2 separate regions of the Homo sapiens genome follow, and region 2 is linked to region 1. A link is a contact called in ENCODE Hi-C or POLR2A ChIA-PET data. All regions are on one chromosome and are shown on one strand. Each heading gives the region's core, a stretch centred on a gene start or an enhancer-like site at or near the end of the contact. The rest is flanking DNA. Distances are from core to core; before and after follow the strand shown. Region 1 holds the start of RBM15B (RNA binding motif protein 15B). Region 2 holds the start of SFMBT1 (Scm like with four mbt domains 1).

Region 1 (6,559 bases), core at 3,855-6,354:
AAGGAAGGAAGTGGTTGAGGGCCAGGAAAGAGAAGGAATGTCATGCCAGGGTGTTACTCCTCACCAAAACTTGGCAGTTCTTTTTGGGGCCATGGGACACCTTTCTCTGAAGAGGGGTTGGATAAGGCAAAGGTTGAAGTGTCTTCTCTAGGCACGTTTTCTAGCATGTTTCCTTTTACTTGGTTCTGTCTCACAAAGCTGGGAGGTAGATGATTCTTCCGGGTCCTGAGCACCTGCTTCATGAAGGAAGATAGGTAGCCCAGAGAAGAAGTTTTGGACTTAACAACATACCAAGGCAGCTCTGGCCTGTGACTCAGGCGTTTGTTGGAGAGCTGCAGGAAAACCACTGCAGTGTGCCTGCAACAGGACAAGACCCACTCCTGTTTCTGGCGGTACCAGCTACCCTGGAATGGTGGCGTGTCCTGCTGTACCCAACTGACTTGCTTAGGTACCTGGCAGCTGTGACCACAGCTCAAGTAAAAAAACAAAAACAGGCAAATAAATAAACATGCTTAACATGTCTTTGTGTTGCTGTTTTGTTATGAACGTGCTTGCTCTCTTGCGAGGCACCTGTCCATTCCACATCACCGAGGGGTCTACGAGAGCACTGCCAAGTGTTCCTGTGGACCAGCATGACCTCTCCACAGCCTGCAGTGAGCCCCAGCCTCTAATCTCAGGTGTCACTCATGCTACCTTATCCTAGCTCCGGTAAGGGAGCAGACCTGGAGAGAGGATGCCACGGCCAGCAGAACCTGGAGTTCCTGGTTATCATCTAGGGGCTCATTCGCTTACCAGAGCTTCTGTTCTCCTCAGCCCTGACAGTGTTCCCTGTTTGAACATCCAAGGTACCAGACACGCTGAAGAATGGCATTTGGGGTGTTCCATGGTGACAAAACTGTGTGCTCTGGTTTTCCTCCCTGGCCCACACTGTCCGCAGTACCTTCCTTACTTACTTGAGACAGGGAAGAAGACGGAATCTCACCCTTCTTCCCAGCTAGAGGGTACCTCCGCATCCCTTTCCTCCCCAACTGGCTTGAGTGGCTTCAAGCTCTAGCACTGCCTAACAAACAAACAAACACCTCAGTGACTTGTGATTTCCCCCCAGAAAAATATCTATTAATTATTTCCCAATGGTCTCCACCTCGGCATCAGGGCACAAGGTGTAGGCACATGCTCTGATCTTGCACCTAGGAAACCGTCATTATCAAGGGCATCCCCTAGTCCACTGTGCTCCCCGGTAAGTACTTCAGTCTAGAGGTTCAGTATCCCCCCACAAATCTCTAGGTATGACTGGACACGGGCCTGCTCTATTACCCATCACCCCTGAACGACCAGAGAAAGCCAAAAATCACAAACAACTAGGCAAAGTTCATGAGTAAATCCAAGGAAGGCTGCCTCCAACCCTCCATTCCAGTATTTGGACTCCCGGGCCCCTGGGAACCTGAGGCAACTCTGTCTCCCAACACTGGCTATCCCTGGGCTGAGTGAGGCTAGAAAGTAGGCCGAACCAGGAGCCTGGACAGATCAGGGGCCCCGAGACCCCCTGGCATCAACAGTGCACAGCTTCTCCTTGTACAAGACTACACAGCTGCTGAAGGCTACCTGCTGCCAAACATGCTGAGTGGGCACTCTGTCCCAAACAAACAGCCACAGCTCAAACTGATGATGATGGACACACACACGGTTTAAGGCAGAAAAAACCATCAGTAGCTGCTGACCACAGGCCTTGCGCTCACCCCATCCCTTCCTTTGCATGGGCTCTACTCAGGCTTGTGTGGCAGCGTCCACAGCCCAAACTGAAGCTTGCCTGCTGTCAGCCAAGATAAAAATGAGTGTAAGTAGAGTCCAGACTGAGCCTGAAGAATTGAGAGGCCGAGAGTGACCCATGCAGCAGTGGTGCTGGAAGGATGACGTAGGGCATTCGTGTACATGCACTAGGGATGTCTTCGATTCTTTTAGCTTGATTGATTAAACCAGGACTCTGAACAGGTTTAAAAATCCATCCTCTGTCAAAGGTTTTACTGACAACTTTCCATACAGTTGGTCAAAAAATAAAAAAATACAGAACCACAGCAGACAGTATCTTGTACACTAGAAATCAACATAACCGGATTCCCTTCTCATCGTTTAAAAAAAAAAATCCCCCAAAATCTAAGAACTTAGTTTTGGTGGTGGACAGGACTTTGATCCCCACCCAAATGAACCAAAATAACCCAGGAGATAATTCAAACCAAAGTGGTAGGGTAGAGAGGGGATCAGATTTTAAAATAACTGCTTTTGTGACACAAACATGACGCTGGGAAAGACAGGCTTGGGCTAGGCAGTGTCTCTGACGATGACTATCACCATGTGTTCTTCTTCTAGCTTGCCCAATGTCCTTAGTGCTGACTGGAGGTACTGCTGGGAAAAGTCGCAGGGTGGGAAGGCGTAGAGCATGCCTGTGCCGTCTCTGCCCTTGGACCCCCCCACTGGCAAGCTGATCACCCCTGCGGCCTGCTTCTGTTTCAAGTAGGAGACCAGGTTCCTGAGAAGCCGCCTCTGCAGACCGGGCTCTACTGTGGGCATCCCCTCAGTGCCAAGCCCACTGGGGGTTGCCTGGGTGGCTAAGAGGACCGCATAGCCGTTGGGGCTCCCCTGCTTGATGCGTCGTGTGACCTCGTCAAGCTTGGGCTGGTCCAGTCGAAGGCGCTGGGCGATCTTCAGCTGGGTCAGCTTGCTCCCAGAAGTGTGGTCTTTGAGGAGACTGCTGATCACCCCCTGGTCCCCCTCTAGGATATGCATAGACGTGGGGAAGCAGCTGTTTTTCAACACCAGAAGCCCATTCCAACCCAGCTGTAGTGTCTGAGCGTACTCTGAAAGATTCTTCAGCTTTTTGGTCTCGTGTTTTGGCTCTTCCAGAGGCTTGGGCTCGGCCTCTGTGGTCCGGTGATTGCGCTCGCTGTCTCTTGCCTTCTTCCCGTGGGAAGAGTCTGCAGCCTCGTGGTGGTGGTGGTGGTGGCCCCGTTCCTCAGCCCCATGTCTGCTGTTGCTGAGGGAGTTGCTGCTGGACTCCTTGGTCCCTTCACTGGAGTGGTTCTCCTTGCGGCTGCGCTCAGGGGTGCGGTCGGAGCCCCGCTCTGACTGCTGCCCACTGCCCTTGGTCCTACTCCGTTCCTCATATGGTGAATGGGTTGTCCTCCCACGGTCACTGGAAAGGCTTCTCCGTTTCCGCCTCTCTTCCCAGGGCTTGGGCAAACCACGGTCTCCATCTGCCCCCCAACGCTCACCACTCCGGCTGCGCACTGAGCGACTGTAGCCCTCAAGGCTGTTTCGGCGGTCAGAGCTTTTACTGGGGCTGGTCCAGTCCCCTTCCAAAAAAGTCCGGTCTCGGTCTGAGTACAGAAGGTGTGGGGGCGTCCTGTCCCGCACCAGGTCGGCGTCCAGGTTGCGGTGCCGGGTGTATCCATCTGTGAGCAGCTCATAATGCACAGGGAGTGGCGAGGGCTGGTACTGCTGGGGGTACCGAGTCTCCTCTGCTTTGGCAAAATCCACGCGGAGCCTGCGGTCTGGTCCACCCAAGGGAAAACCCCTCATTTTAGCACAGGCGGCCTGGGCTGCGTCCAAGCTCTCGTACTGAATATAGGCAAAGCTATCTCCTTTGACGTGATCAATGGTCCGAATGCTCCCAAAGCGGTCAAACTCTCGGGCCAGAGCCGCCAGTGACGTGTTAGGTCCCAGGCCACCCACCCAGAGACGAGTGGTGGGGTTGGCCTTGCCATAGCCTATCTTAATGGGGTTGCGACCAATCACTCGGCCCGACATGGCCACCTTAGCCCTATGGGCCATGTCCAGGTTCTGGAACTTGAGGAAGGCATAGGCACCGCCCTGGCCACGGGCAGGCCTCTTGATGACCACCTCCTCGATGATGCCATATTTCTCGAAGGCCCTTCGCAGCTCCACCTCAGATACGCTGTGGTCCAGGTTACCAATGAAGAGGTTGCGCGTGGCCCGCTGGTCATCCTCGGGCATCAGGTCCTCCTCACACACAGCTGGGTAGCCATAGGGGCGCCCACGGTCGTCGTACAGCCCGTAGTAGTCCAGGGCCCGCTCCCGGGACAGTCCCACGGCGGCGGCAGCAGCGGCATCCAGGGCGAAGGCTGCGGCGGCGTGACGGGCACGGGGCTCCCGCAGGGGCGGGGCAGCGACGGGGGACAGCGAGCGCTGCTTGTACTGGTAGCCTCCGTGTAGCGGGAGGTAGCCGAGCGGGTCGGCGGGCGCGGGCGGCCCTGGGGGAGGCGTGGAAGCGGCGGCGCTGCTGCTGCTACTTCGCCGACTGCTCCCGCCGCCGCCACGCAGGTACACGGGCTCTACCTTGAGCGGGCGGTCGTAGAGCAGCAGCTGCCGGGCCAGGGCGTGCTGGCGGGCCTCGCGTGCGTCCTGTGGGTGCCGGAAATTCACGTAGGCCACACGGCCCAGCTCAGGCGTGTGCGACAGGCGGAGGCTGATCTCGCCGAAGCGCTTGAACTGGTGGAAGAGCCGGTCCTCGAGGTGCTCGGCGGGCAGCGCGGGGCTCAAGCTGCTGATGAGCAACGTCTTGTACTCAGGCGCGGCCGCGGATGAGCCGGGACACGCGGGCTCGGCCCCAGGCGGTGGCGGAGGCGGCGGCAGAGGAGACGCGCGGGGCGACATGCCGGAGGCGCCCGGGTCCCCCGAGGCCTTGCCGCCGCGTCCCCCGCCGCCAGCGCCGGAGCCCGAGGAGCGCCCGCTACTCGCGCGGTGATTCGCGTCCCCGGTGCCGCGGCCGTCGCGATGCCCGCCCCCGCCGCTTCCGCTGCCGCGGGGTTTGTCGCGGGCCCGCGCTGGAACCGGGTGCTTGGCGCCGCCAGAGGCCTTGTGCGCCGCCCGCCGCCCGCCCGCCTCCGCCTCCCGTTCGCGCTCCCGCGGACGCTTGGCGGACGATGACGAGCCGCGCCCGCTCGGGCTAGAGTCTCGCTCGCTCTGCCGCTTCATGGCGCTGGCGCGGCGGGCGGGCGGCCCGTAGGTTTCTCACAGCGGCGGCGGCGGAGGCGGCGGCCGAGGAGGCAGCGCCCCCGGCGCCGCCATCTTGGACAAAAGGACTCGGCGCGGCGGTGGCGGCGGGGCGGGGCGGGAGCGGCGCCGAGGGGCCGGGCATTGCGTTATCAAGGTGCGCCGTCCTGCCACGTGACTCTGCGGCGGGCGGAGCAAGACCCGCGCCGGGCCTGCCTCATCGCGCTGCGTCGCCCAGTGCCAGGTGACCCTGTGAGTGCTGGGTGAGTGGGACCGGCCGCGCGCTCTGGCGCCACCGCGCGGCCCGCATGGCCGATGCTTGAGGCTACGCGGAGTGTAGTGAACCCTGAGAGGCCGGCGAGACGACCTAACGCTTTGTGCTCCCAGCCGTGCTTTGCCGCTCTGGGTCCAGCTATCTCCTCTTGCAGGCACTGGAGCCCGCGCTGATTGGAGCAGGAGTGGCAGCTTCCATGGCCGTTGGGATCTGGGGCATTGACCCAGTCAGTGGTCTCTTTATGTAGTATCCCCTCAGTCCTAGGACTAGGCTTGAGCAAACCCCACATCACCCTCGTTGGCATCTCCTGCCTGGGATCCGGCGTTGACGGCGCCAAGGACTAATGCATGCCTATCCTTAGACCCTGCCCAGGACCCAAGGCCCACATTCTGCGCATTCTCCACGTGCAGGTTCACCTGCAGCAGTCCCCGAAAAGGCCGTGAGGACAATTGCTGTCACGCAGGTAATAACCGAAAGCAGAGACAAGCCTGCAGTTGCAGTTGATGGAGTTGGAATAGACTCTTTAACGCCACTCTTGGGTCCCACCCTCTTCTGTGGGCAGATAGCAGGCTGGAAAGGTAGGGCCGTAAGAGCCAAGGATGAAGAGGCCATATGCACAGATAGTGCCAGCAGTTATCACACCTTGCCACGCTGACCCCTCGCTGGCCAGTACCCTCCTGTTCATCACCTTCAGGACGACCTCTTCTCCCCAGGTGAGGTGAGGGAAAGGGTGCCCAGGTGCTCAAGCCCATTGAGGAAGCTTTCATTCTCCAAGGACAGTTGCTGGAGCCATGGTAGAACCTGACCCAATTTCTGGCACAGAATCCTTGCGATGGGGAAGAGCAGACCAAGTCATGCCCTCTTCGCACAAAGAGAAAGCAGCTCCTGGAGTAGCTCAGGCAGGTGCAGGGGGAAAGGTCTTGGAAGAAAGCAATGGGTTCCACAGCAGCAAGGCCTCCTACAGGCAAACTGAGCTTAGGAGACACAAGTGAAGTGATCTGAGGCAAGACCAATTACTTGGAAAGCACTGGTTCTTAGTCCGTCCTTTCAGGTGGTTTCTACAGGTGTCTTCATTGAGCCACAGCTCACACTAACAACTGGGTTTCCTAAGCACCAGTGCCACAGAGAGTGGCTTAAGAAGCAGACTCCAGCAAAACCCTGGACCTCAACTGTTAGACTAATCTAGGGTAAACAAAGGCAAAAGGCAGCTTCCCACTCCCTCTTTGTATAAGCTGACTCCTGCCAGACTTGCAAAAACTGGAACAGACATCAGAGGCT
Region 2 (6,929 bases), core at 2,428-4,927, 1.7 Mb before region 1:
CATTGCACTGCAGCCTGGGTGACCGAGTGAGACCCTCTCTCAAAAAAAATTTTAAAAAGGCTGGGTGCGGTGGCTCACACCTGTAATCCCAGCACTTTGGGAGGCTGAGGCGGGTGGATCATAAGGTCAGGAGTTCGAGACCAGACTGACCAACATGGTGAAACCCCGTCTCTACTAAAAATACAAAAATTAGCCGGGTGTGGTAGCGTGCGCCTGTAATCCCAGCTACTGAGGAGGCTGAGGCTGGAGAATCGCTTGCACCCAGGAGGCAGAGGTTGCAGTGAGCCAAGATTGCACCACTGCACTCCAGCCTGGGTGACAGAGCGAGACTCTGTCTCAAAAAAATCATTAACAATAGCTAACATTTACAAAACTTTTACTATGTCCTAGGCGTTGAGCTTGTGAGGCAGCTGTTAATCTTTTTTTTTTTTTTTTTTTTGAGTTGGAGTCTTGCTGTCACCCAGGCTGGAGTGCAGTGGCACGATCTTGGCTCACTGCAAGCTCCGTCTCCCGGGTTCACGCCATTCTCCTGCCTCAGCCTCCCGAGTAGCTGGGACTACAAGCGCCCACCACTACACCTGGCTAATTTTTTTGTATTTTTAGTAGAGACAGAGTTTCACCATGTTAGCCAGGATGGGCTCGATCTCCTGACCTCGTAATCTGCCCACCTCGGCCTCCCAAAGTGCTGGGATTACAGGCGTGAGCCACTGCGCCAGGCCAGAGGCAGCTGTTACTCTTATCCTAATTTTACAGACCAAGACCTGAAGGCCCAGAGGGGATAGATAAGTTGCCAAGGTCACAGGGCTGGTTGTTGAACCTGGATGGTCCGTCCTCAAAGCCAGTCCTCTTAACCCTTATATGATTATCCTAGGATGTGTAGAGACACATAAACCAGTGTGGATATCAACTGATAATCTGAAAAAAGAAGACCTCATAAGGGCATGAGAGGGAATCAAGCCTTTTCATATGTTAGAACCTATTCCAAAGAACCAATATTTAGATTCATATGGTATTTGCTCAAACTGAGGTCTAAGGAAGGAAATGGAGAATTCAGAAATATATTAATCAAAATAGAAAGTCTAGCGTAAAAGTAGATTTTACTAAACAAAGGAATTTTTTTTTTTTTTGAGTTGGAGTCTCGCTTTGTCGCCCAGGCTGGAGTGCAGTGGCGCGATCTCAGCTCACTGCAAGCTCGGCCTCCCAGATTCACGCCATTCTCCTGCCTCAGCCTCCGGAGTAGCTGGGACTACAGGCGCCCGCCACCATGCCTGGCTAATTTTTTTGTATTTTTAGTAGAGACGGGGTTTCACTGTGTTAGCCAGGATGGTCTCAATCTCCTGACCTCGTGATCTACCCGTCTCGGCCTCCCAAAGTGCTGGGATTATAGGCGTGAGCCATGGCGCCCGGCCTTTTTTTTTTTTTTTGAGATGGAGTCTTGCTCTGTCACCCAGGTGGAGTGCACTGGCACAATCACGGCTCACTGCAGCCTAAAACTCCTGGCCTGAAGTGATCCTCCTGCCTCAACCTCCCAAAATGCTAGGACTACAGGTGTAAGTCACCACGTCTGGTCAATAATTATTTAATAAATGGTAACTGCAGAATTAATAACAACCGATGACAGTGGTAGTGAGTTATGTCCATATTTTACTCCAAATAAATAAGCCAAAATAAAATCGGGATAGTCATCAGAGAATGAAATATGAAATGAAATTGTACAAAACTAGCAGAAAAAAGACTATCAGATGGGCAGCAGAAAGCTCACTTTGTCAGCACTGAAGCAATTAAAACATTAGAATGACACACTGAACATTAGAATAAAACAAGAAAGAACAACAGGCTAGAAAATATTTGCATCAATGACGACAAAGAAGTAATATCTGTAACATAAAAAAATGCTTGTTCAAAGTTAGAAGAGGTTCAAGTCCCCAGAAGATGGATATGAATAGATTATTCACAGGAGAGGGAATGCATATAGTAAATGCATGGAAAAACATTCATTTTTGAATGTTGTGTCACCTAAGAAATGCTAAGTAACCTTGAACTAGCAATAGACTATTAAAGTAGGGGGGAAATGGCACTCAATGTTTATAAGTGTGTTAAACTCCTTACACTTGTTCCTTGGAGGCGGTAGAATAATTGGGGCAGCTCTTGGGAAAAATATGACGCTGTAAGCCAAGACCACTTGGCCATTCATAGCCTTCTACCTGGGAGCCTTTCCACTCCCAGGTATTTGTCCCAAGTGCAGAATTCAAGGATACGTTAGCAAACAACCGTAAAGAACCAAAAACATTAGGGGGCTGAGTGAATAGTTAAGGACACCTGCACACCTTAAAAATGAATCGTGAACAAATAAAAATGGTAGTGAAAGTAGTAACAAAAAAAGTGTGGTTGCAACTATACACAGTATATATATGTTTCATGTCGTGAAAAGTTGCATTTCTTTGTAACAATATGGATTACTGTATTCTTTTTAGATTTTTCTTTCTCCGGTTGTCATATTGTTTTTTCAGTGGTGCTAAAAAAAATCTGGATTCAAATCCAGCCAGCAGCGTGACTTTGAGCAAGTTTGTGAAGTGGGATATTTCTCAGAGCGGTTGAGGGAGGTGGCTTGAGCTCGCACCTGGCACACGGTGAGAACCCCAGACTTTCTTCTTGCTGTGGGGGCGCCTCTGGGCCCTGTCCGATAACGCCTTTCACGGCCTGGGAGTCTGATCGGGAGCTCCCGGGTCTCGGTGGCGCGGGAACTCCCTTCTGGAGGGAACTTTCCGGAGCAGGTGGGCGGGTGTATGTCCCACGGGCACCTGCGCTCAGGAGGAGGGGGCGAGCTCGGGCAACGTAACCGCCCACGGTCACCTCGGGCTGCGGGGCCGACTTGAAGCCGCCTTCGAGGTTCTGATCCTTCCCGGGGCTCTGGGCTCGTTCGTCCCAATTCGCAGCTGTCCTGTGCCCCCTCGCTGCAGGAAGACTCAAGATTTACAGGGCGCCTCCTGCGGAAGCCTAGAGACATCGGGGGCGCCGAAGGGCCCGCGCCGGACTTCGCAGACAGGGGGCACTTGGGTGCCCTTTCAGGTCTCAGAGGGAGCGCCCGATCCCCGACGAGGGGCAGGCAAACGGGCGCAGTGCCCGCGGCGGCGGCACGCGCGCATCTGGGATCCGGCCGCTTCTCCGCTCATGCCATCTTGTCCGAGCCAGTCACGTGCGGGCGACAGCGGCGCGCTTCGCCGGGCCGGTACTCCAGGTCCGACCCGCGAACCCCTCTGGGATCCCCGCCGCTCTGTCTACAACCCGAGGTGAGGCGCAGGCTGGATCGGGGCTGGGCCAGGGCGGGCACTGGGTTCCCGGGGACGCGTCTCCTCTTCCGGGCCGTTCCGCTCGGGGCCACAGCGCCGTCGGGGGCCCGAGGCGCCGCCGCGTGTCCTGCGCCACGGCCTCGGGGCCGTCCGCGCCGAGTTGCTGGCTGGGGGCGTGGGTGGCCCGCGGCGCCGGACCCCCGGCACACCAGCCCGCGGAGTCCTTGCCTCCCGCGCGGCCCCAGCCAGGAGGGATGGCGCTGGGGCGGGAGCGGGGCAGCCGGGCCCGGGAGCTCCACGGGCGCGGCGCGAGGGGCGCAGGCTGCCTGGAGGACCGCGGAGCTGGGGGTGGGGGGGCGCGGGCGCATGCGCCCTGCGTCCGTGCCATATTGGAATGAGTCGGAGCGCGGAGCGCCGCCGCCGCCTCCGCCGGAGCGCGGGTGGAGGGGGGCGGGGAGAGCTGCCGGCCGCCCCGCTCCGCCGAACCCAGCAGGAAGGAGGGCGCGAGCGGGCGAGCGCGGGCAGCACGGGAGGAAAAAGCTTCCGCGCGGGGGAGCGAAAAGACGGAAAGAAAGAAAGAAAACGAGCGCGAGAGGGGGAAAAGCGAGCGATCGAGCGAGCGCGCGCGCGAAAACTCCGGGCAGGTAAAAAAGCGGGGCCACCGGCTGGGCCTTCCCGCGCGGCGGCCTGGAGGGGCGGCGGCGGCGCCGGGGCGGGGGACCGTACGGCGTCCCCTTCGAAGCGGCCGCGCAACTTTGCCAACGGGAAACCGCCGGGCGCCGGCGGGCGCGCGGGCTGAGGCGCCAACGGGCGGCGGCGGCGGCACGTTGGGGGCGGGGGCGGGGCGGGGGGAGCGCGGCGCCCGCGCGCGGCCCCGCGGTCCCGCGCGCCGGCCGGCCGGCTGCAGGGGCGCGCCTGGGCGCCTCGCCGCGGCGGAGAGCGGCGGCGGCCGTCAGCCCCTGGCAGGCAGCGCGGCGCGCGTCAGCCCGCGGGAGGCGTGAAAGGAAAGTGGCCGGGCGGCGGCAGTGGCGGGCGCCCAAGTTCCCCGGCGCGCCGGGCCCGCCGCGCGCCCCTCCCCGCGCGCGCCCCGCGCTCCGCCCGCCGAGCCCCCGCGGACCCGCCCCCCGGGCTCGCTCCGGGCGGGGCGCGAACCCGCAGCTGGGGCCGGGCGCGCGGCCGGTCGGAACTTCGGAGGGCCCGGGCGGTCGCTGCGCGGTGGCGGAGCGTCTAGTGGCCGCCGCAACCGGTGGCTCCGGGCCGCCGTTGTGAAGTGAGCGGGCCTCTCCCGCGCCGCGGCCCGCCGGGCACCGCCGCTGGACCCCGCGCCGACCCGGCAGCGCCCCGACCTGCCGCTCGGGAGGTCCGCGACCGTTTCGATTTCTGTTCCTAAAGTCCGATTTTGGACGCTGAAAAGGAGGCTGTGGAGGGGCGAGCGGCGTCCTGGGAAGCAAGGCCTGCTCTGTGCGGAGCAGAAACGCCTTGTGCGAACAGAAATAAATTCCCGCGGAAAGGATGTACGTTATGCTAAGTTTTTCACAAGATGTCAGCTGTTCCCGTAGGGTCTAAAACTAAGCCGGCAGGCACAGGTCACCCCCAGAGCTTGTGCTCAAGGAGTGGTGGACGCTTGGGTCAGGTGGGGGTGTTCCCAGCGGGTCGCCCGAAGCAGCACTGGTTGATGGTCCCAAGTGGTGTTTTTGAGTCCTGTTAGCAGTGATCTGTGTTTGAGAACCAAGTAACCATCAAAGAGATTCGAAAGGAAGTAAGATGGATTTTGTCAATCCCTGCGTATGTCTTCTCTTGAACCACATTTTCTAAGATGTCATTCTTAATTTTATTGCATCTGGGTAAAATGCCTGAACGTGTAATCATTAATTTGTCAACTGGCGAGAGGATGAAGGAAGATGTGTCTTCATGTGTACACTTTGAGGCCTGTTGACTAGCGTTTTGAGGCATTTGTTGAATTAGGCCGTAGGTAGATTCGGAGTTAAGATTTGTTTGCGATGTCAGAAAAGTTACGGCCTGGTAGAAACGGCCAGAGATCAGGAAACAGTTCTGTTATTACCGTTGTCATTGACTAACTGCCTTATCTTGGGCACATTTCTTACCCATTGTAGCTTTGATTTTCCTTATTTGCAACATTAAGATAAACAGATGATGTTTGGGGGTGCTTTCAGTTCGAAAATTCGGTGGCTTTCTTAACTGAAAGATTCTTAGAAATCACAGTGTATATTTTGAGAGGTACTACATAAAAGTGCTCGCAATGTGTGTCTTTATTAAAATTCATTTGGAAAAAACATCTTGGTAGCTAGATCCAGAATGGTTTTATATGATTATTTGAATAGATTTTTAACAATGTATTTTTATGGAGGTATGTATAACCTACCGAAAGATCTTAAGGGTACAATTCAATGACTTTTTATATATGTATATGCCCTGATAACCACACTCAGATCAAGATATGGAACATTTTCAGGCCTTGTATCCTTTCCATTCAGTAAACACATTCCCCCTCCCCAAGGCAACCACAATTCTGACTTCTGTCACCACAGATGAGTTTTGCCTCAAAACAGGACCCTTTTGAGGGTTAAAGGGGCAATACTAACAAACTGAGGATAGCTTGTATGTAAACTTGGAGTTATGGCCGTGTTGGCCATGACCCTTTGCTTTTATAATGATTCTTAGGGTTTTTGTAATCCAGAATAACTTAAAATTCTGTCCTGAGGAACTTCTTAGAAGGTCACTTTTCAGTGGGGGCAATACTTTGCAGGTTACGATTGGTAGTTCTTGGGAGTCCTTATGTTCACAGACAATGGTATTAATCTATGACTTCCCATTTTTAGAATATAGGTACTATATATTTGTAGACAACAGATTTGAAGAATGAATCATGAATTTTCCTAACAAGTTAGAGTTTAAGGTGTCAGTAGATGAATCAGTTTCTTAATGCCTAGAATTTGCTGAGAAAATTGAATGAAAATTGGTTTCTTAAAGTTAAGTGAATTAAGAATGTGTGCGTAAAGCTTTAACAACCTTTTCAATGACAGCAGTTGACTTATATATACAGGATAGTCAGCTGGTTTATCAAATCATTTAAAGTGCAACAATGAAAGCAAAAACAAAAGGTTAACTAAAAATTATGTCAGGTGTGATTAAAAAAATCAGCATGACTAAGATACCTTTTTTTTTTTATTAACCCTCTTTCTAGGAAGGTGGACTTTTAAATATTCTCCACTGAAGCAAATGCTGCAACAATTTGCATTTCCTTCACCAATGTCGTCTTGTGCCTTTTCTTGTTCCTACTGTAAAGGAGATGGGTTAGATGTTGTAAGTGAATTCTTATTTTGTTAGTTCCTAACAAAGGCTTGTGTTTTTTACTGCAAAGATATCTGTGTGATAAAAGTTGGGAATGTTCTAAGGCCTGTGGTGTAGGGATCCATGGGGAATAGTCCACAAAGTTAAAAGGTTTTCTTTTGTGAAATGATTTCGCTGAATAATTCTGTCTTTCCCGTGTTAAGCTAGCCAGCCAACTGACTGACCAGCAACTAAGCTGGATTTGGTCACTCCACCCAAGATTCACAGCCTCATTAGCCAAGAGAGTAATTGATGACTTAGCTATTATTGATACATTGTTTCTTTTTG

Evidence for each region. A loop is a pair of places that touch in the nucleus more often than their neighbours do. ChIA-PET counts read pairs that join two places held with the same protein, here RNA polymerase II (POLR2A). Pooled maps may share reads with other maps.
Region 2: a map of naive thymus-derived CD4-positive, alpha-beta T cell shows a loop between it and region 1 (7-fold over the local background). The contact joins the promoter of SFMBT1 here to the promoter of RBM15B in region 1. A Hi-C loop is called at or near these places in 1 of 168 maps with a recorded cell type or tissue (naive thymus-derived CD4-positive, alpha-beta T cell) and 8 of 50 pooled maps. POLR2A ChIA-PET finds 5 or more read pairs at or near these places in 1 of 52 experiments (T-cell).

The regions. Positions count from the first base shown.
Region 1 is chr3:51,389,830-51,396,388 of GRCh38, reverse strand. RBM15B (RNA binding motif protein 15B) reads right to left here and starts at 5,104. Exons shown (of 1, transcript NM_013286.5): 1 at 1-5,104. The coding sequence starts at 4,989. The coding sequence ends at 2,317. It also overlaps a transcript of DCAF1 not described here. RefSeq lists enhancers at 2,582-3,089, 3,090-3,595, 5,581-5,630 and silencers at 4,491-4,550, 4,661-4,740, 4,781-5,260.
Region 2 is chr3:53,042,821-53,049,749 of GRCh38, reverse strand. It overlaps SFMBT1 (Scm like with four mbt domains 1), which reads left to right and starts at 3,677. Exons shown (of 21, transcript NM_016329.4): 1 at 3,677-3,934. RefSeq lists enhancers at 2,360-2,859, 2,860-3,361 and silencers at 3,349-3,458, 3,509-3,828, 3,929-3,988, 4,349-4,638.